Linked DNA regions of Homo sapiens: regions 1 and 2 are each linked to region 3. Evidence: chromatin loops called from intact Hi-C (ENCODE). Cell type or tissue: Calu3. All regions are shown on one strand.

Region 1 (8,000 bases), 190 kb after region 3:
AACAGTATGACCTATCTACACTTTGTTTAAAAAAAACTATATTCATTAAATATTGGCCCTTCTTACTGACCACTCATTATATTTTATCATTATGTAAAATGCAGTAAGAGCAATACGCTAGGTGCCGGACAGAGCTGCAGATCCAAAGTAATTTTTTAAATGGAAATTAATTCAGCAGTCTAGGGAAATACTATTACAAGCAATGCCCTGCTGAATCTCATTAAATCAATTTGGAAAGACATATAGTTGGAAAGGTAAAAATAAATCAATAAGATTAAAAAGGAAGTCTATGCTTTACAGAAAAGAGAGAGAAAGAGAGGAGTTATATTATCTGGTTGTTAAGTGACAGGATTTAAGTAGGACTGATTTGTCTCCCTTATAGGGAAAAGCAGTTTTCAGGACTAGAGCAAAATACTGTTTGCACATGGCCCAGTTTGTACAAACTGCATTTCCCTCGGCAAGACTTCACTCCATCTTTAAAAATGGAGATGAGCTTCCACCAGAGGAGCTATTGCCTAGCAACAAGATGCTAAGAAGGCGAAGGCGAGCTGAGTCCTCTCTATAAAGAGCTCCCTCTCCCTCTCTCTACCACACTGCAATGATTTCCAGTGCAGACTGATGCCCTTGAGGGAGTCACCTTAACGACCAGAAAGCTATAGGAAAAGAATTTTGCTAAGATCACGATAAAGTCTAAGCTTCTTTTGTTTTTCAGCAGACATTCGATGCTCACTCCTCTCTGTGCTTAGCCCTACACAAAGCATTTTCACAAACGTGTTTTTATTTCCTTTAAGCCCCTAGCTGTCACCAGTATTGAGTCATATGACTGACTAGCTGACTAGCTATAGACCTAAGATCTATCTGGTCTTACCTGAGATTGTCAAATGTTTGCTGAGAAGCACTGATGTCCATCATCTTTGCTATTGCCTCAAATGTTAAACTCCTACCCCTACGCTAAAATAGGCAGGGTGGCAAATCCTCTTTTAACCTCTTTTTCACAGTTTGAATAGTTCTCTGCTCCTCCTATTCCCCACTCCCACCATCTTGATAAAGATTCTAAGTATTTATTGTTTGTTTTTTAACGGGCTTCTACTAAGCACATAGTACTAAGTACTAGAGACAAAATTAGGAACAAGACATAGTTCCCATAGGAGCCTACAGAGGACCATAGGAGTAAACAGGAGAAGCACAGAATGGCCAAGAAAATCGAGAAGCAGTGGAGAAGGCTGCCCAGAGATGGCACCTGTACCCTGAGACCTGCAGTACCCACAGAAGTCAGTCTTGCAAAAGGATGGGCGTGGCTGGAAAGTGGCCTGGGATGATGGTAGGGAAAATAACATTCTGGGCAGAGAGAACAAAGGCAGTGCTAAGTGACAGGGAGCCTGAAGCCTAGGGAATATGTTACTTTCTATGCTGTAATTCAATAGTAATAATTTTTTCACAATATCCAAATTGACTCACTACCTTTTTATTGCCACCTAGGATACAGCCAAAGACCGTTCACAAATATGATACAAAAGCTATTGTTATTTCATCAGTGTTTTATTCAAACTGCATTTAATCAAAATGTGCTTCCGTATGTTTCAAAATGGCATCAGGGCTTGGACTACGCTCAAAACAATAATTCTTAAGTATATAGGACAATATAATAACGTGATTACTAAACAAATCTGTTGTCAAATTGTAACGACCGAAGAAAAATTAGAAAACGTATTCTGGGCAAACCAGATACAACTCTTGCAAAAGTCTGTATTCACATGTTCTTACCTATTTTTAGATACAGGTCTGATTCTTTTTTTAAAAGAACAGAGTAGGCAAATCAATAGACTAGGATTGTTTAAGGAGATACAAACAACGTGTGATTTAATTTTTGAAGAGGTGTTCTGAAAACACTACGCCCAAAATTTGAGCTTCGGGCTCTTCTGATTTGCTATTCAGGGGCTTCTACGCTGCCTCTCTGCTGCCCTCACGTGAAATGACAGTGTGTAGCAGCGCAGAAAATACCTTAAAAACAAACTCAGGACGACCTCAACGTAGAACTATGAAAAGGGAGAGATGGCGTGATGAGCACAAGCCTTTCTCACAGATTCCAGGAATCTGGATTTGTTGTGACTCAATCACTGTGCAGATGGGTTTCTACTGAATAATATTTTCAGGACTTGTTTCAAAGACAGGAGAGTTTTTTCAACATCAGAAGAGAGCTCAAAATGTATATTTAGAAAGAGGAAGGATGGAGAAGCAGGATTTAATTGGCTAATTAAGTCTCCAACTTGTACAATTACAGAACAATATTGCTCAGCCAAGAACTAAACCTTGCTACATTTTTTTCACCTTAGAAGTGTTACACCATTCTCTTGCTAGTGGAATGATGCACATCAGGGACTTCATCTAACCTTCCTTGTTTACTGAAGCTAAATATACCTACTTCCTTTAAAAGTAAGCTTAAAAAACCAACTTGTATTTCATACAAAATATAGAAGAAAATTTCCATTTTTGAGCTAACTTTTCCAGACTGCCCTTCAAATATGCCAATCCTTTCTTTTTTAAAAAATTCTTTTCCATGCCTTCGAGATTGTAGTCACTAAGTAGTCTCACAGCTTCATACTCACACTTCTATAGACAATTTGCAAATGGCTTCTCAGCCTCTTATACATTCAACAAACTTTGAATGTCTCCTCACAATTTGAAAATAAAAAGATATTTCCTTCTGTCCTGAAACCTGCTTCCATCCTGATTTTCCTATATTCTCTATAGTCTCATCATTTTTCCAGGCTTACCACTCAAAAGTTATTTTCTAATCTTTTTTTCTCTTTCCTCCATATTCACTTTCCAGCTAGTCAATGCTGGGAACCTTGCCATGAATTTACAATACATTGGAGGTTCCTGGAAAAGTAGAGGCTTAATACAGATTTACAGCATGTGTGACTTGATGGATGAATGCAAAGGAACAGAGAGATATTTCATAAGTAATCATAACTTTGAACAAAGGCTAAGAGGGTAAGTGTGCTATAACAGCGAAATGGAATCTAATTCAGGGCAAGAGTACAAAAAGGATAGGCTTCCATGATGAAGTGATTTTAGACCAATGTCTATAAGACAAGAAATTGGTAACTAATAAAAAGGAAGAGGAAAGCATTCCAGGCAGAGGGAATGGTCTGTTCTAAAATGCTGAGGTAAGAAGGAACTTGACATTATCATAAAACTGCCATATGGGCAGGGAGCATAAAGAATTGGCCAGAGTGGAGTGCTAGACAAAGTTTTTCTTTCCCTTGTTAAAATATTTATAATTTGTTCTGTTTCATTCTTAATTGAATTTGAATGTCTTGTAACAGGAAATACATATACCACAGGCCTCATCATATTCTATAGTTTTATGAGCAGGTGGATCATTCGTTCATGCAAACTGCCTGTTTCCATAAGTATTCAAGGTTAAAATTATGTCTTAGGGTCCAAGTGATGAGATTTTATCCTAACAGCAAAGAAAGCCATGGAAGAGTTTTAACAGGGAAGTGACACATTCTGATTTGAGTTTATAAAATACAGTAAAATTCTTTCCGAACACAGTAGGTGTAGTCCAGAATTTTTCACTACCATTAAATGTAGTGTTTGGTTATGGTGAGGTTAACTAAGTGACCTGGATGAGCCTACAAGAACAACAGGTTGTGAGTTATGGGAGTCCAGAAGAGCTGTCCAAATTCCTGCCAGTCAGGGTCTGCGTGCTGGCTTCAGCCTGGCGCCACCTAGTGGCAACTGTTCATTCCAGGTTAAATATTGGTAGATTGGTAGGGATGATTCTGGGCTCTGTGGCTGGGATTTCCAAGATCATAGTAGCAATACTGGGGATCTCTTGTTTTGTTGGTACTATGTAGGGAAATTGGACTGGAAGAACACTGGTGGAATAGAACTTCCTCATCCATTTCCCAAGACAGAAATTTCTGAAGTTTCCTCAATGGGGCTTGCCTTCCCCTCTTTGCCCCCCTACCCTCAATCTCCCAGCAAAGCATAAGAACTTTAGTTCACTCCTATCTGGAAATGGGAAAAGGATGGGAAATAGCAACTAGTCACAAATCAAATTATATCCAAGTTATCTTAATTACTGGTGGTGTTATGGTCTTTTAAGGTAACAGTGCAGCTGTCATGAAGAACATGGATTGTAGGTGGAAGAGAGGCTGTTTAGTTAGCAAAGCATTAGGAAGCAATCGCAATAGCTCAAATGAGAAATGGAAGTCTTTTTAGACTAAGGTGGTAGCAGCAGAAATGAGTTTAAGATCCAGTTTTAAGATATTTAGGAAGCAAACCCAGCTTCATTCTGTGATTGATTGGAAATTGGGGAATAGAGAAGGAAAGTGTTGAGGAAGATCCGTGATTGCCCAGGTTTCTAACATGAAAAAATAGGCAGGTGGTGGTTTTGTTGGTTGAAATAGTTGAGAGGAAGAAACTTTGAGGAAAAAAATCATGAGCTCAGTTGTTTTGAGCATGTTGCATGTGAAGTCCTATAAGATGTTGTATATTCATTGGTTAAACAAATGGATGTGCATATCTAGAGCTGAAACACAGTGATGTGGCTGGAGATGCAAATTTGTTACCTATGGCTAAAGAGATGGTAGCTAAAGTGGTTATATAAAGATGGATTTGGGGGAAAATAGGGTTGATTAAGAAAAAAAGCATGACTAGGACTCAAGAATGAGGAAAATGAAGAGAACATAGTATTATAGAAGTCAGAAGAAGAAAGTTTCTAAACAGAATGGGTAGCAAACTGTACTGAAAGCCATTCAAAGGTCAGGCAAGTCAGGATAGAACCATCTGACTTATTGATCTGGACAGCATTGGTGACCTTAGCAGGCATAGTTGTGTGGAGGAAGTGAAAGTAAAAACCAGAACAGAGTAATTTTCTGATTTATTTAAAAAACCATCATTCTCAGCAAACTAACACAAGAAGAGAAAACCAAACACTGCATGTTCTCACTCATAAGTGGGAGTTGAACAGTGAGAACACATGGACACAGGAAGGGGAACATCACACACTGGGGCCTGTCAGGGGGTGGGGGGGTTAGGGGAGGGATAGCATTAGGAGAAGTAATACCTAATGCAGATGACAGGTTGATGGATGCAGCAAACCACCATGGCACATGTATACCTATGTAACAAGCCTGCACATTCTGCACATGTATCCCAGAACCTAAAGTATAATTAAAAAAAGGTAAAAAAAATCATGAAATGCAAAATGTTTGATTGTATATAACTGAAGAGCTGTAAGCAGCAAGCCTAGATACTTCTTTCAAAAAGCTTAACTTTTGTTTTTAAAATGGCAGAGATTTCAGAATATTTAAAGGGTCCACAATGAGGGAGAAAGTCAGCATAGAGGTTAGAGAAAAGATTCAAAGTGTAATAATATTCTTGAGCAAGTGAGAAAGGATGACATTCAGAACATAGGAGAGATAAGTCTTTGATTGGAGTAGGAAGAGTCTACTATTGCAGTCAGAGGAAAAAAGGGGTACAGATGACCAGAGTCTCAGAGATGCTGTGCTTGGCAGTCCAGAGCATTCCTGTGTGATGGCGTCTATTGATTCTTTACAATGTCTTCATTCCCACTGCCCTGAATATTTTGGGTTTAGACTATTTTCTTCACCTCTTATCTGCTCACCTTCCATCTGGACTCTCTTCCAAATCAAATCAAATCCACAACATTCAGCACAGTTTGATAAATAAAACATCATCAAGAATTAATTTAATAATGTCATATCTCCACTTAAACATCTTCAGTGACTACAGAGAAGGATACTGAAGAAGAAGCACTGAATAATGAGTTAGAAACAGGCCAAAATGGAATATGTGGACTTAGCTGAGGTTTGGAGTCATCTAAATTCCTTCATCTTCTGTTCCTGTTTAGGCAAACTTTTTTTTCTTTATACATCCTTACTTCCCTGAGCTGATGACACGTATGTCATGACATATCATCAATCTTCAAGATTCACTTATTTTCTTATTTCTTTTATAAGTTACACTGATGACTCCTCATACATAGAGAAGTCCTGAACCACCCATTTGGTTCATTTCATGTATTAATTTATATTGGAATTGAATTTCCCATGGCTTTGCCCAAAGCCTTCAAAGACAGTCACCACATTTCTATTGTTTGTTATATATAAGAGAACCTAGAAGAATACCTTTTTTTATTTTTATTTTTTATTTTATTTATTTTTTTTGAGACAGAGTCTCGCTCTCTTGCCGAGGCTGGAGTGCAGTGGCATGAGCTCGGCTCACTGCAAGCTCCGCCTCCCGGGTTCACACCATTCTCCTGCCTCAGCCTCCCGAGTAGCTGGGACTACAGGCGCCCGCCATCACGCCCGGCTAATTTTTTGTATTTTTAGTAGAGACAGGGTTTCACCATGTTAGCCAAGATGGTCTCGATCTCCTGACCTCGTGATCCGCCTGCCTCGGTCTCCCAAAGTGCTGGGATTACAGGCATAAGCCACCACGCCCAGCCAGAAGAGCACCTTTTGTATTACACATGCATAAGAATACATGTAATATTTTGCAATAGTCACAAAGATAGGAAAACAGAAAACAAAACAAGAAGTCTACAAGAAATTACTTCTGCAACATCATTGTTTTAAACCTCACAGCCATATTTCTATAGGAATGTTCAATGCATATTGCCTAATTCACTCCATGCATCTTTTGAGTATGTTTCCTCTTTGAGAGTCAGAAGAATTAAATTGAGTTTAGTCGTAGTTTGGTTCTAATAAATTGTTTGACCTTAGGCAAGTCACTTCCCCTCTGGGCCCCAGGGTTTTCACTTGCACTAGAAGGGGAATTGTCTATGAAACTCTCATTTTTCCTCTAGTTTCTGATTCCATATTTTTTTAATGATTCTGATTGAATAGGCATTTTATATTGTAGAGATGGTTTCCATAGGGTAATGGTCCTAGAATTTAGCATTTTTTTCTTTGCATTGACTATAAAAGTAAAAAAAAAAAAAAAGTGCTGAGTGATGCTTTCATTTTGGCCCTGAGCCATTTTGTCCTTATTGAGGAAATCCTATTTCCACCTTTAGACTATTGGACATGACATGGTGAAACCACAATACTCTCAACTCCTTGCTAAGGAGTGATGTTTGATGGTGATTATACAGATAGTCCCACAGTATTACCTAACAGGAAAGAAATCTGCTTTTAGATTAGGCTCTAAGGAAAAAGCAATTCTTCCCACACAATCATAATAATGATAATGATAATATCCCTATCATTGGATAGCAAATAATGACTAAAAATGAAATAAATTATTTCATTCCTCCAACTTGTAACAATTTATATTTGTATAAGATAATCAACTAATATTTTATAGAATTTTTTGAAAATAGCACCACTTTCAATAAAATAAATTGATAAGACTCAGTTTAATCATTGAATGAATGAATGAAATCATGCAGAATTAGAAAGAGCTAAGCCCTATTCATCAATAAATATTGAAACAAAGACCAGGATTAGTAATTCTGTGGTCAGAAATTAAAGCCCTCAACCAAGGCAGCAACGTCCCAGCTGAGAGTGAGTAACACACAGAGCAGCTCAGAAGCACCTGAAGGAAGAAAGTCAGTCTCAGAGTGACAAACATAACAATGGCCCCCTCAAAGATGTCCACAGCCTAATTCCTGGAAACTGAGACTGTGTTACCTTACATGACAAAAGAGACGTAACCTTTTACTGCTTCAGATTTTTACTCTCTAAAACAGGACTAATGATTATTTCCTTATGCCCTATATTATTCAGAAGACAGAATAAATACACAGACGTCACTCATTTCCCTCTCTCTGATTACATGCCAGCGCCCCCCATCAGCTAAACCTAACTGTAAGCCAACATGCAAGGTTCCCTGTTGATGTAGTCCATACAACCCATTTCCTGTGGCAGAAAAAAAGGGTGGAGAAGGATGGAGGATGAAGAATGGATCCTGGGGGCTGAGGGCTAGTGGGTAAAAGAATTTATCTGGTACACGCCTTCAAG
Region 2 (8,000 bases), 63 kb after region 3:
TAGTTTCAATTACTAACAAATGTATATACATAATTTGATAGCAGTATTAGTTCCTTTATTGTTTCATCATTTTGCTCAAATAAATTTTGTAGATCAGTTCATTCAGTCCAATCAACAAATATTTATTGATCGCCAACTATGTAGCAAGCATAGTTCAAGATGCTGAAAATACCTCAAAGAATAAAAGAGACTCAATCCACTGACCTCATGGAAATTTTTTCCAAAGGAGACGGACAATGAATAAAATAAATAAGTTATAGACTGTGTTAGAAGGTAACAAATGTTAAGGGAAAAAAAAGTAAGCAGGAAAAGAGGAACAGGAGCCATAATTGGAGGTAAAATTTTAAATAGGGTGGTTTACAATGACCTCACTATTAAGACATTTTGGGAAAGATTTGGAGGAGGCAAAGAAAGAGGCTCTCTTAAGGAACAGCATTCTAAACTGATGAAAGAGGAAGTGCAAAACCCTGACATGGTAGCATGCCTGGAGTGCTTAAGAAGCAACTGGTAGACTTGGTTTGCTGGAGCTGAGTGAACCACAGACAGGCAAGAGCAGAGAGCTTAGCTGATGGCCAGTGTTTTAATACTAAAAGCAGAATCAGTACATACATGTGGTAGATGTCGCTCATTTTATATTTGTAAATAGACAGAAGATAGATGGATAATTTCAAAAGTGAAGGAAATAATCTATTAGTTTTAAATTTGCATATCCCAGTAAAGACAGACTAAGAGCATTAACAAAACTAACAAGCAGAAATGTACCATAAACGGTTTACAATTTCTGCTTCTGTAAACAAAAAAGGAATCTGGTAGAAAGAGAATCAGTGAAGGTGGTGGGGACAGGAAGCGTAAGATAGACAGTAAATACTGCTCAAATCAAATGTATCTTCTGAAAATGTCAAAGCAGAGAGGGCATAAATTGTGGGTGCCCTGCCTTCTATTCACATAAATTACAAATGTTATTTTATGTTTATTACATTATTTTATTTTTAAACAGATAATGTTAGTTGTACAAAATAAAGAAATACTTAAAAGTATAAAATGAAACCTCAAAATGCTAAGTACTTCTGACAAATATTCACTTTCCTTGTTCCCACTAGAACATCTTAAAATTCCCAGCATCTTTTTCCATCTTGACTTTTCCCAACCCACTTTGAATCCAAACCCTACATGCATGACTGTGTCTTATAGACCTAATTTCTTCTATTTTCCCTTTTGTTACTGAAAATTAAGAAACAGTCTACATTTATCTTCTGGGAACAAGATGAAAAAGATACCTGGGAAATATGTTTTGACATGCCTGAGGTAAAGAAAGATGGCCTTTCACTCCTTAAAACATTAAAGCTGGTTTTCCCTAGAGAAAGTGTTGCCACAGCTGTGGGTATTCCCTCCACTCTGCTGCATCTTCTAGTGTGTTATTTTTGGTTTATTTTCTCTGAATGCTATTTCTGTTATCTTCTTTTTCCGTCTCTGTTGCCTTGAAAGCTGCGCTCACACCCATTATTATACATTCCAAAGAGTGAATAGAAATTTCAAATAAACTCAGAGATCTGGAACGCCTTTGAAAATACCTGACATAAAAATATCCAAATTAAAGGCATGTCCCAGATACATAGTGGATGTACACACGTACCACATACTCCCAACCAATACTGTGTAGACCGATTTTCAGTTTCCAGAGACAGTTTCAGAACATAGGTGTATTGAGGTGATTATACTCAGCCATCCTAGGGATTAATGTAAGACCAAGTTAGTATTTCTCTGAGTGTAGGATGAGGTCCACCCTGTGTTAGGGTCACCTGGAATGTGTCAGGAAAATTCAGATTCCAGAGTCCTATCTGCTACTTCCTGAATCCATATTCCAAAATCTGGGACCTAAAAATATATATTTTTAACTCTCAGAGTGATTCACATACACTCAAATGTTTCAAAACACTAGTTCTGGGCTGGGCATGGTGGCTCATGCCTGTAATCTCAGGGCTTTGGGAGGCCAGGGCGGGCAGATCACCTGAGGTTGGGAGTTCGAGGCCAGCTTGACCATCATGGTGAAACCCTGTCTCTATTAAAAATGCAAAACTTAGCCAGGTGTGGTGGCGGGCACCTCTAGTCCCAGCCAACTCAGGAGGGTAAGGCAGGAGAATAGCTTGAACTTGGGAGGTGGAGATTGCAGTGAGCCGAGATTGTACCACTGCACTCCAGCCTGGGCGACAGAGCGAAACTCTGCCTCAAAACAACAACAACAACAACAACAACAACAACAACAACAACAACACGAGTTCTGGATATAACTGTTATTATATTGATCATTTAAATGGAGTCTGAGGAAATGAAAAACATTAGCATTCTTTATTAATGGGGGGATGAATTGATGTCTTCACATGATCTAATCTCTTGATCACTTTGCTGTAAAATCACTCTATTGTCTGCCCTTCGGTAGACAAACCTGCTACAGGAATTGAGTGTCACATAGACACAGCCTCCGATGGACAAGCTGGACAGCCAATAGTTCCTGTGGAGAATCTAACCAAATCCAAAGGAACAGAGCACTTCTTAGTGAATAATATCCTTCCAGAATATCACTGAGACAGAGGACAACAAAGATTATTCTGGTGCTTTGCAGTCTGGGAAAAGCCATGAAAATAAAGCTAAAAATTGGGGCCTAAGAAAATCAGCATGACCTAATTAGGCAGAGGAACCAAGAATACATTTGACAGAGTCTGCCTTTTCTGTTTTTTCCACTAAAATCATTTTATTTGGTTTTACACTAAAGCTTAGAAGAAAGAGAAGATCCAGGAATGTTTGCTGCTGACATATGTATATGTATATGTATGTATGTATATTACCCTGGGTGTGAAGAGAAGTAGGAAAGGGAATGAGAGAGCAAGGAGGAATGCCATTGTTCATGATGAGGGGAGAAAACAAATATTCTGCAGACTGAATAGAGATGTTTTTGAAAACTATCTGCAAGACAAGAATACACACAGAATTATTTGGGGTTGCTAGTTTAAAATCCTTTCAAAATGTGAAAGAAGGAACTTCAAGCTAAATCCTCATTTTCTGGTACTAGGAAATAGTTTGCTTAATTTATCTGGGAATAGCTGTAATGAAAAAGGTTTTGAATTGTCTCTTTCTTTTTAATATAATTAAAATAAAACAGAAGTATATGTTGTTTTTCACACCACCTGCTGGTGAAGTCATGTTATATGTCTTGCTTTTACAAGCCAGTGTTATATTTTACACAAGAAGAGTAATTTGTGTAGCAGTTTAGGAATCCTCTGTGTTGTGTTTGCTATGACATATAGTCTCTCAAATAAGGTGAATCATTGGTTGCCATTTGGGAAACTGTTAGCAAATTTGGAAGACAACATCGTAGGTAAGTTTTGTGACTTCTGTTCCCATGTGGGTAGAGACAAACAGTTTCAGAGAAAGAGTAAACTACTTTTCTTTCAGAATTCAAAAGAAGAGAATGGAAAAATAGTAGTTTTTTAAAAAAGTAATTATCCTGAAGTGAAATATTGGCTACAATGCAACATTTGAAACAAATATTTTAAATTTGAGCTAACATTCTCACTTGAGCCAAAACTTATTCTCCAGGCTACATTCCCTTCAGATTATAGCATTAAGAAGTAGAAGCTACTTACTATTTGTTTAACCACCATTCCCATCAAAAGAAATCATTTATCCTTTTCAGCATCTGGTCCCTAACCTATAGCATTATGATAACCCAATCCACCTAAAGTGAAGACTAAATGAAGTGGTTGTATACTTAGTAAATTGCAAATCAGTATTGTTAGTCAGAAAAACACTCTTTGTACTTAAATTTGCTTTAATAAAAATATCAAAATATATGTGTCCTCTATAAATTTGATTATCCATGTTTAAGAGCAAGAGTATACTAACTCCAAAGAAAACAGATCCTTTAATATTAATATTTATTAAATAATTGCGTTCTTCCCCTACCCCCATCCCATTCCTTTCCTTTTTGCTTTCTCTGCAGTCTCTCTTGAGTATCCGTGGCTCCCTGTTTTCCCCAAGACGCAATAGCAAAACAAGCATTTTCAGTTTCAGAGGTCGGGCAAAGGATGTTGGATCTGAAAATGACTTTGCTGATGATGAACACAGCACATTTGAAGACAGCGAAAGCAGGAGAGACTCACTGTTTGTGCCGCACAGACATGGAGAGCGACGCAACAGTAACGTTAGTCAGGCCAGTATGTCATCCAGGATGGTGCCAGGGCTTCCAGCAAATGGGAAGATGCACAGCACTGTGGATTGCAATGGTGTGGTTTCCTTGGTGGGTGGACCTTCAGCTCTAACGTCACCTACTGGACAACTTCCCCCAGAGGTGATAATAGATGACCTAGCTGCTACTGACATTATTCACCAATTTGAAATAATCAAAGCCTGGACAGTTTAGGCTGTCATACCGTCCTGCTTCCTCAAAATGAAAGTTGGTAAAAATAATACATGATTAATCAAAGGGAAAACAATAGAATATTGAGAATCAATTGAATTGTATGGGACCATTAGCTTTTGTTGTATGGGAATTACTTGTAAGGGACCATGGCTTTAGGTTAAAAGGGCCCCGTTTTTAGAGTCTGCTATGAAATACATATCTGCAAATTTGGTAGACCTACCGAGACAAATAATGGACATTTTCACCATCAAATCTATAAGATGTATATTCACCAAGAATTGTATAATTATCTATTCATATTCTGGAAAATTCATATTCTTAAAATTAAATATTATAACCAATTTGTTGATAATGGGCAATTTCATACAACTGTCAATATTTACAGTGCTATTTTAAAATGACTCTAAAATGTGTTGTTTTTTAATAGGATAAGATATAGAAATAATTAAAGAAATTTCAGGAAAGCACACACATTTCATCGTACATCTGTGTTTGTGCATGGAAAAAATTGGCCCACATATGTCAATATTGTCAATATAGCCTCAAAGAAAATAATTCAGCCTTGAGACTATATAATCATAATATTTATTGGGGGGAGATTGATCTGATTATTAATCATTGATAGAAGATAAAAATAATTTTCACCTGAATGAAATAAAATAATAAATGACTTTAGCATGTTTACAACAAATTTCCTTGAAAATTGTGACAGGTTAATTAAAATAGTTCTGTAATATAATTGTGTTATAAAACTGCATCCCACTGGTGAATTCCTCTTAAAGAGTACTACCTGTGATAACTTTTTTTTAAAAAAAAAACTGTTTATAACTTAGCAATAATTCAATATTTTATTCCTTGAAAATTCTTACCTGGAAAAATTGCATGTAGCATGATTTGCCAAAGAAATGCTATGTGGTGTTGTATTACTTATTGGGAAGAGTGGTTTGAGCCATCAGTATTTGGTTTGCAGGGCACCACCACAGAAACGGAAGTCAGAAAGAGAAGGTTAAGCTCTTACCAGATTTCAATGGAGATGCTGGAGGATTCCTCTGGAAGGCAAAGAGCCGTGAGCATAGCCAGCATTCTGACCAACACAATGGAAGGTAAGAAGCAGGTCATGGAACAGCCAACTTTCTGTGATTATGTGCTTTGTGAACTATTCCTTCTTTTCATAGAATTACTGAAGTCTGTTACCCAGATCGAAACTATATATTAGACCTAAGAATGTGATATATGGAGTACATTATCACATTGATTACAAAAACTAATATTGGCCTTATTTCTTTTTGACTTGGGTCCTTACCTTACTTGCAGAGTGATATTTCAACACTTGATATTATATCAATGAGGATTTATTCTTATGTTATGTTACTCATATGCAAATAGAGTAAACTCTTCCCCTTTTCTAAGTCTTGGTATATAGAAGCATAAGGAAACATTTCTTTCAGGCTTTAGTCTGTTCTTCAGGCATGGAAGTGTTGATGGGGTTGCGGGAGCACTTAAATGAGTTGGGCAAATCAAAACCTGTCCTCCACTGCAAGAGAGATCCTACAAAAGGGTCTCTCTTCCATCTTCTACATACACAGCAACCATTACATTCCTCCAAAGGACCACGGAAAGAAATGTTTGTTGATTTTGACACAGAGGAATAGGCAGCAACTATTTATACACTAAACTTGTTCATACATCACACAGCCCTCACTCCTTGAAGTCTGGAGAGAGAATATATTAGTACTGCCCTTTTTAGATCAATTATATGTCAATTCTAACATATGTTCTTTAGAAAACATCAATTACATTTTATATCATGTCTTCTTGGTGTATTAGATATACAGTCACATAATAATTATTTTGTAACAGGCCTCATCCATTAAAATTTCAAGCAATATTTTAAATACATGATGCTAAAATTCTAAAAGATATGTACAAACCACAAAAGTAGATTTGAGTCTGAATTTATACTAAAAAGAAAGGCATACTACGTTCTCACTGTGTGCAAGATTAATGTTGATATGGAAACTATGAGAGGAGAGAATAGTTCATAAATGTTATCACACACATAAGGGATCACAACTTTAGACAATGTTTTTAAAAAGGTACTTTCAGAAGAAACAATAATTATTTAAAATTTTAATAGTTGTGTAATGTTTATTTAAAATTCTGTTTTGACAAAGAGAATACAGCACTTTAATCAATCATAACCTAGTCATTTTAAAAGCAAAATATTAAATTCAAAGTGCTTATTTTCTGTATTCAAAAGAGAAAAAAGTCGATCTATATGACATTTTAATTAACATTTTCTGAAAATATTTAATGGGATTGTCTTCTCAAGTTTCTTAAGTAATATGAACTTCTATTTTCAAATATAAGCATCAATTTTGTTAAATAATGTAAAATCTACTAGCAATAATAACTCATTTTTGTTGTTATTTACTACTCTTCCTTGTTATTGTCCCTCCAGAACTTGAAGAATCTAGACAGAAATGTCCGCCATGCTGGTATAGATTTGCCAATGTGTTCTTGATCTGGGACTGCTGTGATGCATGGTTAAAAGTAAAACATCTTGTGAATTTAATTGTTATGGATCCATTTGTTGATCTTGCCATCACTATTTGCATTGTCTTAAATACCCTCTTTATGGCCATGGAGCACTACCCCATGACTGAGCAATTCAGTAGTGTGTTGACTGTAGGAAACCTGGTAAGTACATTTGAAGTTTACTTATTTACTTTGGTAGATGTGGGAGAGATAGACCAAAGGGAAAGATGTATTTGTGCTGTGTTGAACCCAAAAATTATATCCTCTTTCCTCATAGAAAGAAATATCTAAGGAATATTACAGGGAATCTCAGAGATACAGCCTAAAACTCAACTGGTATGAATGCTGATTGTTTAGGCCAATGTCTGTGCTGATTGATCATGGTGTCTTACCAGTTGTAAACGTCTCAAAATCTTTACAGTTGTTCTTGCTGGAAATGTGGGTCCAGATAAACCAGGAGATCTAATACTGGCTCCACAATCATGTGGTTTTAACCCACACAGCCTCTAAAACAATCATGTCCATTGAAGGGATGACCCAAAGATTGATGTATATGAAAAAAAGAACATCATTGTTTCAAGTTAACTACCTAATAAAAAGCTTCAGTGATAATCATACAAGAAAAAAAATAGTTGCTAAATTTGCATTTGTGATTTAGCCATACCTCTGGTTCAAATTACTGAGCATTCATCTGTGTCTATGTGTGCTAATCAAAATGGGTGAACAAGTAAGAAAAGGGTTTACATATATTATTAATCAAGAGCTTTCTCTGTACTAAAACAAACTTGGGGCAAGGGGTAGTGGGGAAACTGGAATGGAGGGAAAAGGTAGACTAACAAACTAAGTAAAGGGCAGTATTGCAGTCTGACTTTAGGAACAGTTTTCATCAAGGGCTTAGATATGGCCCACAAGTTCACTGCATCATTTGTCTTTAGGTCAGCAAATGTTCAGCAAGAGCTCACTGATTTTCCATCCTACAACCTCTACACTGAAAAGCATGAATCTCCTTTTGAGTCTCATTCCAAAGACTCTCCTGGTAGAACTT
Region 3 (8,000 bases):
CAGCAACAAAGAGTAAAGCTCTCTTTGCTGGCATTTATTTATTTTTCTTTTTTTCTATGAGGAATATCGCCACAATAATTATCATTTACTTTTCTTATTTTGTTCAAACCAGTTCTCATTAAAATGTGGCCCAGTATAACCTAAGAAAAATCAGTTCCTCAGAAGACGTCATCAGAAAACTCTTTGGAGCATCTGGATACCCAAAACTGAGTGATAGAATTAATATTCTATTAAATATTACTAGTAATGGTAAAATGAGTGTGGAGCAGTAGGGACTGGCACTTAATGAACATTTAGTTGAGAGACAGTGAGCAGGGCTAGTTTGTTCATGAGTAGAGAAGAAAAAGTTAAAAGTGCCTAGAAAATAGGAATCTTTCATGACAGAAAGTGTACACAATGAAACAATGAAATGTTATAAATTTACACTAAACGTGTGAGTATCAATGATCTAAATTAGTGGAAGCTGATTTCCTTTGTGTTCTTTCAGCATCTGACAAATGCTTGTATTATGAGTGATCTTACCCGATTACAACTGCTTGTGTTGGGATGAGATGTGAGGTGCTGTATTAGTCCATTTTCACACTGCCATAAAGAAACACCTGAGACTGGGTAATGTATAAAGAAAAAGAGGTTTAATGGACTCACTGTTCCACATGGCTGGGGAGGCCTCACAATCATGGTGGAATGTGAAGGAAGAGCAAAGGCACATCTTACATGGTGGCAGGCAAGAGAACGTGTGCAGGGGACACGTTCCTCTTTATAAAACCATCAGCTCTCATGAGACTTATTCATTATCACTAGAACAGCATGGGCAAAACTCGCCCCCATTATTCAATTACCTCCCACCAGGTGCCCCCCATGACATGTAGGGATTATGGGAGCTACAATTCAAGATGATATCTGACAATTCAAGATGATATCTGGGTGGGGACACAGCCAAACCATATCAGGTACTAACTACGTTTTACTTCCCTCACATTTCATTGCTTCTTCACCTGTAAAGTGTGTATAATAATACCTCATATGGGTGAAGTTTAAATGAACATATGTAAAGTGCTTAGAACAATGTCTGGCACATAGTACCAATAAATGTTAGTTTTGTTATTGTTACTAATATTATTAAATGTCTTCATCATTACCTGAGGCTCTTCCCCTACCCTCCCCAATTCTGGCCAGATAGCCAAGGCTATTATTGCCTAAGTGGAATTGTCGTTGGAGATGGACAGAAGAATTGTCAAATTCTTGTGCTTTATATTTAAATTCTTGTGTTAGGGGTTGAATTGTGCCTCCTCTCAAAAAGTTCTAATTCTGAGTAATTCAGAATATGCCCTTATTTTGAAATAGGGTATTTACAGAGATAATCAGGTTAAAATTAGGTTATGAGGGCGGACCCTAAACCAAAGTGACTGGTGTCCTTATAAAGAGGAGAAAATTTGACACAGAGGCATGCACAGAGGGAGGAGTACGTAAAGACAGTGATGCAGGGAGTGCACCATGTAAAGACAGAGACAGAGACTGGAGTTATGCTGCCACAAACCAAGGAACATCTGGGGCTACTAAAAGCTAAGAGAAGCAAGAAAGTATCCTTCCCCTGCAGGTTTCAGAGGAAGCATGATCATGCTGACAACTTGATTCTGGCCTCTGAGTAGCCAGAATTGTGAAAAAAATGATTTCTGTGTCTAAGCCCCTCAGGATGGCAGTTTGTTACAGCAGCCCTAGTAAACTGATACATTAGACATAAGACAAAAAGATTTCAAGGGAAAACAAGTGGCTCCAGCTTACCTTTGGTACAGAAAGAAGAGACCCAAGCAAAAACTCTTTTGAGTCTGTGAAGGAAGTTATGAAGAAGGAAAGGAGTCTCTGATAAGGGCTCCTTACATAGTTTGCCAATCTAGGATTAGCTAAAAAGATGAAAAGATGAGAAGTTTCCATCTATTTACACTATTCTAGTGTGGCAGAGATTGTGCCTCGCTTGCCTGAAGCCTGCAGAGTGCATTACATCCCATGGTTTACAAACAGCAGAACAGAGATGGCTGTGTGAGGCGCCTGGGGCAGGGAGGAAGGCTTAAGTCAGCCAATTACAGCCAAGAGTGACCCTGGGAACATGCTGCTTTTTCTTCTCTCCTCCTAAAGGACAGGAACAAAAGTTTCCTTAGAGGAAGAAGTGACAAAGAGGGGATGCTGCCATGCAAAGCTGGAGGGATGCTATTCCCGGGGCCCAGTGGGCCTGTGGGTACGTTAGTAGATATGAGGGATAATGATGGTCATGGATCATGCAGGACTCCTGGCCTCAGTGGATGCCCATGTGGAGAAAGGGGGAACGGGATCATACTCTGCTTTCTCTATATATGTACACAATCCTGAACTTAGATCAGTCTCCATGAGAAGGAGAGATAGAAGAGGAAAATCATGTATTGGTTGAATGCAAACCCAAAATCATTGGGAAAAGCCTCAAGTAATTTAGTTTACCTGGAACTGACTAGATTTATTTTTCTGCCATTAGACAAAATGGGGGCCACAATTGAAAACGAAGTATGTAATTAACAGTTCTTGAACACATGGCTGGGAAATATGGTATCAGCTATATTTGTTTTTCTTCTTTGTATGAGCTCCTTTATGGCAGGCACTGTGTGTTTCTCTCTGTGTCTTTTCAAGTCTAATATAATACTTGACATCATTTTTGTCCATCCATACAGTTGGTTTGTCAATATGAATGTATTTATTTAATTGATGATAAACTGTAATAAAATCATAGTTGTTTGCTCTAAAGTAGATATGAAAGGTCAGATGAAACAATAACATACATCTGGATTGAGAAATATCTTAATAACTGATGGATTATTTTTATTTTCTTTATGTATTGTGTGCTTCAATATCCTAATAAATAATATTAGCTAGGTTCACTGATGTATAGAATCTTTTTCTACATTTAGATATTTCTTGCAAATGTTTTACCAGAAAGCAACACAAAAATACTATCAGTGAGTATGTGTTTACACTGTTCTCTAAGGAGTCAAATTCCTCACCTTGAAAATAATTCATCCCAGGAAGAGAAAAGGTTTTCAAAAGACTAGAGCAGGCCACAAGGGAGCTTTCGCAAAACTCTACACGTAAAGGGTAATGTAAACTTAAAACCTATTTTTCAAACAGTAATTTATATATCTTTTAATTTTAGTAGTTTATGTGTGAAACAATCATGCAAAACAACAAAGTGATAAAATTTTTTAAAAAAATTAGTGAGATGCAAATAACTGAATATGTAAAAGGTCTCATACATATTTATATGTAGTAGATAAGTTACATTTTTTTAGTGTGTTGGGAAATTTTAGCTCACATCACCTCTCTACTGTCATCTTGGGGCACTTTCATGACTACCCATGCTTCATGCAGGTTTACTTTCCTCCCTGTGACAGAGGATAATGGGAATGTTTTTTCTTTGGCTCAATTTTGTGTGTGTCCGCCAGTAGATGGCGGTACCACTTTGAGTGCGATCGGCCTTTTTTTCTTTCTTTTTTTTTTTCCTCAAAGCTGTTTTCTGATATATGTTGGGTACCATAGAGTGAATCTCAGAACAGGAAGCGGAGGCATAAGCAGAGAGGATTCTGGAAAGGTCTCTTTGTTTTCTTATCCACAGAGAAAGAAAGAAAAAAAATTGTAACTAATTTGTAAACCTCTGTGGTCAAAAAAAAAAAAAAAAAAAAAAGCTGAACAGCTGCAGAGGAAGACACGTTATACCCTAACCATCTTGGATGCTGGGCTTTGTTATGCTGTAATTCATAAGGCTCTGTTTTATCAGGTAAGCTGACAAAACATTTCATTATCTGCACCATAGAACCTAGCTACCAGGTCATTTTCCTTACTTTAAAATCATCTTCATGCTGCTATTTTTAACCCAGTGTTGTTTAAATGTAAATTACAGGAACCAAAGGCATCGTTTGATGTGTAAACTGCTTACTATTTCTTTATCTTTCAAAGAAAATAGAGCCTGTCTGGAAATGGTGATTTATGGTACATACTAGGCATCAATGGTCTTGTGTTTTTGTAGATGCTTATGATTAATTGTATTCAGAAAAAATATTTTTTATTATACTTAAAGCTAGTCTAATGAGTTTCCTGGCTGTATGTCATCTATTTAAATGCCCAGTGTGTCCAGTATTTTTTAAACATAAATGTATAGTGAAATTGGAACTATCATTCTTGTGCTTTAGTTTTTTATTTAACAGCTTTAGAGAGGCCATGCATATAGGGAGTGATAACAATATAGAGGTGTTTGGCTTTGTGAAATACACTATCATTTTTCTCTAAAATCTGTTTTCATAGAGAAAAGAACACCAATACTAACCATTTAAAAGAGGTTGAACCTTCAAAAAATAAAATAATCTCTATATGTTCCATAATATGCTACTTCTTTATCCTTTAATATATTCATTTTATATTAAATGTTTACCTTTTAATTTATTGATTTAAAGATTATTATATATTCTTAATTGTTCTATAAGCTTGATAGATTGCTGTTTTTCTGTATATATTTAATAACTGTTTATTTTTATTAATTACCAGGAAGAACCACTGGAGCCATAAAACAATAATTTACTTTATCTATGATCCATATTGTCTGTAGTTGTATTTAGAATATTCTATATCATAACCATAAATGTTTCATTCAGTTAGCCACCACATAATTAGAATAAGAAATTATTGACAGAAAATCTATACATATTAATTGAAAGATAAGTTTTAAAAATCATACAGGGTTTTAAAATACACAACAGGTAGTATAATGTGGCTTATGAGGACAAAGATAAAGGCATAAGTGCTTGTAGGAATTTGCATGGAAACATTTCATCACATTCACTCCAAATAGAGTGTGCCCTATATGAAATGAAGACTTCTGATTTCAACAGGGCTTCCAGTCAGTACTGGCTAAAAGGGCTTCAAAAATAGAACTTAAGGCCTCCAAACTGTAATTCCTAATGATATGTTGAAAAATATTGACATCTCACTTAATATTTTACATTGAGTAGCAATAATAGTCCCCCCAAAAACATTTCAAAATAGTGGTTGCCTGAGAGGAGAGCCCTGGGTCTTGTCTATTTCAGAAGAATTCCTACCATAGGAGATAAAGAAAACTATTTCTTTGGACAGGGTTCCCAGAAATGGCTGTTAATTAACTTGAGTGTATTGTACACACCATGCTTCTCTACAGGTGACTAAATGTGAGTAACTTTGTTCTGAGTAAGCATCAGAGCTGGTCTTGATTGAACTGGTTTACATTTATGAATGAATGCTTAATTTTGGCCCCAAATGTTAGCTTTTATTTTTCTTGGTATAGTTGCAACAGTCTCTTAGTTATTCATCTATACATGTGGTCGCCATGTGAAAAAGCAAATACACTCAGAGTTCTTCACTTCACAAAATGCGCTCTTTCAAAAATTTCGGAAATTAAACCTGCTTTGATTAAATGATATATCAAACACATTTGAATAACTTACTCTTTAAAAGAATGTAGTGGTGATTTCATTTGTAAAGTTGAGAAAAATGCTGTGATTTATTTGAGTACTGAAGATAAAAAGGTTGAACCCTGAGCTGAAAGTCTTGGGATCTGGTTCATGTTCTGCTACTAGTGAGTTTTGTTGTCTCAGAAAAGACCCCAAGTATCACTGAAGAGCATTTTCCTTGCCTACAAAGGAAGGAAATTAGAATCAAAGCTGTATAAGAATACTTTGTTTTTAAAATTTTCTGATCCTCATTTATTTGGATTTTTCTTCAGTTGGTTTCTCAGCTTAATTAAGATACAACTTTGACTCTCACTGAGTTGTAAATTATGATTGATGTGCTAAACATGAAAGTGGTAAAATAGAGAAATAGGGGCGTTTCTTGGCCAGTTCCTTCTGTAGTGGAAACAAGCAGGAAACAACATGGAGAAGTGGTTAAGAGCAAGAGCTTGGCAGGTTACATTTTATGGCCACTATTACCTGACAAGTTATTTAAACTCTCTGAGCCTTTATTACATCATCTTTAAAATAGGAATAATAATGCCTGTGTTACAGGATTGTGTAACTAAAATAATGTCTGTTCAGTGCTTGGTATAGATCCTGGAACATGATTACGAACCTCCTTCCTCTCTCTCCCTGCCATCCTAACTCACATCAAAAGGAACAGGACAAACATAAAGGCATAAATTTTCATCATTGTTATTATTGTTATCGTTAGTGCTGGTGATATAATATCTTCCACCACAACAGGAAGGATAGAATAAAACTGCCAAATAATTATGTACCTGAAAAGTGAATAATTCTCATCCTGGAAGGATGCCCTTGCTGAAACAACAACAATTGTGTACCTATAATAGTATCACTTAGTGTTAACATTCCAGGCAATTCCTGGAGAGTTTATAGAACTCATAATGCCTTCCAGAAGACAGTTATTTATGCCCAATATGTTATCACGGACTTCAAAACTTTCTTCTTCTTATGAAAATAGAGGCAAAGGGCCTTATTTCACGTTGCCTTAAGAGGATATACCTGTTAGACGAAGTTTCTGTAAAGATTCACAAAGGGAATCTAGGTTTCACCAAAACCACATTTAAACGCCAAGTAATTTCTACTAAGACCACCAGATAACTGAACCTAAATCTCAGGAAAGTCTTTGCTATGTGATCAACTCACAAACTCTCTAATGCTTCAATTCTATTAACGGTACAATAAGATGTGGAAAGGCAAATTGTGCTTGATGAATGGTTGATGGACTGCAAAATCCCTGCTTTCCTCCAAAGGTTGTTTCTAAGTGTAGCTTCGTGCTCCTGACAGCTGTGTGCTACTGGGGTCTTTGGGAGCTAGAACTTGGATGACCTTTCAGCACCCCAGGCCTCCTAATCCTTCCCTTCAACCACCCTAGGCCTCTTTAAACTGACTCAAGTAACTGCGCTGTCAGCTTCATCTTCATGGCAGCCAAGATGACTTAATGGACTCTTGATTAGGCAGATCTGAGAGGGCTAAGAGCTTGGGAGGCTTAAAAATATGAGGGTAGTGTTTCTCAACTAGACAAATGCGGTGCTTGGAATTTGTTGCTCATCTGTCTCTCAGTTCTAGGTCACTCCCAGCTCTTACGAGTTCTTATCTTTAGGGTTGATGATAACTAAAAGCATCCATAAGAATAAGCATTTAAAGATTTTTTTTCACCAAGAAATTAACACTTGATTATATAGTGATATTTCTTTACATAGGTAGCTGTGAAGATTACTTTTTTCTGATTTTCATTTATGTATAGAAACATGAACTCACTGAAGGTTGGGAATTCATGTTTCATTTGTCACCTAAAAATATATTATTCATTCGCACCTTAATATTAATGGTTGTTTTACCAGTTTTCCAAAACTGTGAGGATTAATTACCCACCTACCAGTGAAATATAATTACTTAACTCTATTTCTGTACTTTTAGGTTCGTTTTAAATTTTCGATTAATTTTAATTCTAACTGCTTTCATTTTCAAAATGTCATGCTTACGTTTTACCTTATAAACAACTTTCATGGCAAATCCATATAGAACCTGACATCTGAATTACTTCTTGAGGTAGACTGAACAATTGTAACTTGAGGTAGTTAGAAAATTTGGAAGAAAGAAAATCATATTCTTGCTTTATATTGTCGGTTCACACATTTATCTTTGATTGAGAAGCTACTGTTTTAGTTCAGCTTTACCTGAAAATATTTTTCCCTCTGGGATGAAATTAACACATTCTTTGTTTATATTTTAATGGGATGTAACAAGTGCAGACACCTATTTCGGAGCAGAATAGTGTTTCCTCTTAATAATACAGCAATAAATAAAATCTTGCTCTTTTACTAAGCACAGACATACTTTGTTTTATTAACTTCCTGATAGGCACCAGCTCTTTGGATACCTAAAATCTGAATCTACATCAGAAATATAATTTGTTAAAGTAGAATAATTCTTTAAAATTTATATGAATACCTACTTAACTGGATACCACAAGTT

The links. Hi-C counts contacts between places; a loop is a spot of excess contacts. Peaks named below come from ENCODE experiments on the same cell type or tissue, not always from the same donor. Only the 100,000 strongest peaks of a DNase experiment are listed, where the experiment ranks them.
Region 1: a loop joins it to region 3, with 12 times the contacts of the local background. A loop is called at or near these places in 80 of 110 quality-filtered maps.
Region 2: a loop joins it to region 3, with 5 times the contacts of the local background. A loop is called at or near these places in 10 of 110 quality-filtered maps.

What each region holds. Positions count from the first base shown.
Region 1 is chr2:165,010,962-165,018,961 of GRCh38, reverse strand. No RefSeq gene overlaps it. Among named protein-coding and RNA genes, the nearest start is that of SLC38A11, 59 kb to the right of the region's middle. In Calu3, CTCF peaks have their summits at 1,931 and 3,699 (motif pointing left); DNase peaks (open chromatin) are centred at 1,961 and 3,721.
Region 2 is chr2:165,136,996-165,144,995 of GRCh38, reverse strand. SCN3A (sodium voltage-gated channel alpha subunit 3) reads left to right here. Exons shown (of 28, transcript NM_006922.4): 13 at 3,998-4,345; 14 at 5,388-5,520; 15 at 6,879-7,117. Among named protein-coding and RNA genes, the nearest start is that of SCN3A, 63 kb to the left of the region's middle. In Calu3, no CTCF peak of the experiment used is centred here; no DNase peak of the experiment used is centred here.
Region 3 is chr2:165,199,619-165,207,618 of GRCh38, reverse strand. SCN3A (sodium voltage-gated channel alpha subunit 3) reads left to right here and starts at 3,569. Exons shown (of 28, transcript NM_006922.4): 1 at 3,569-3,796. In Calu3, a CTCF peak has its summit at 3,485 (motif pointing right); a DNase peak (open chromatin) is centred at 3,468.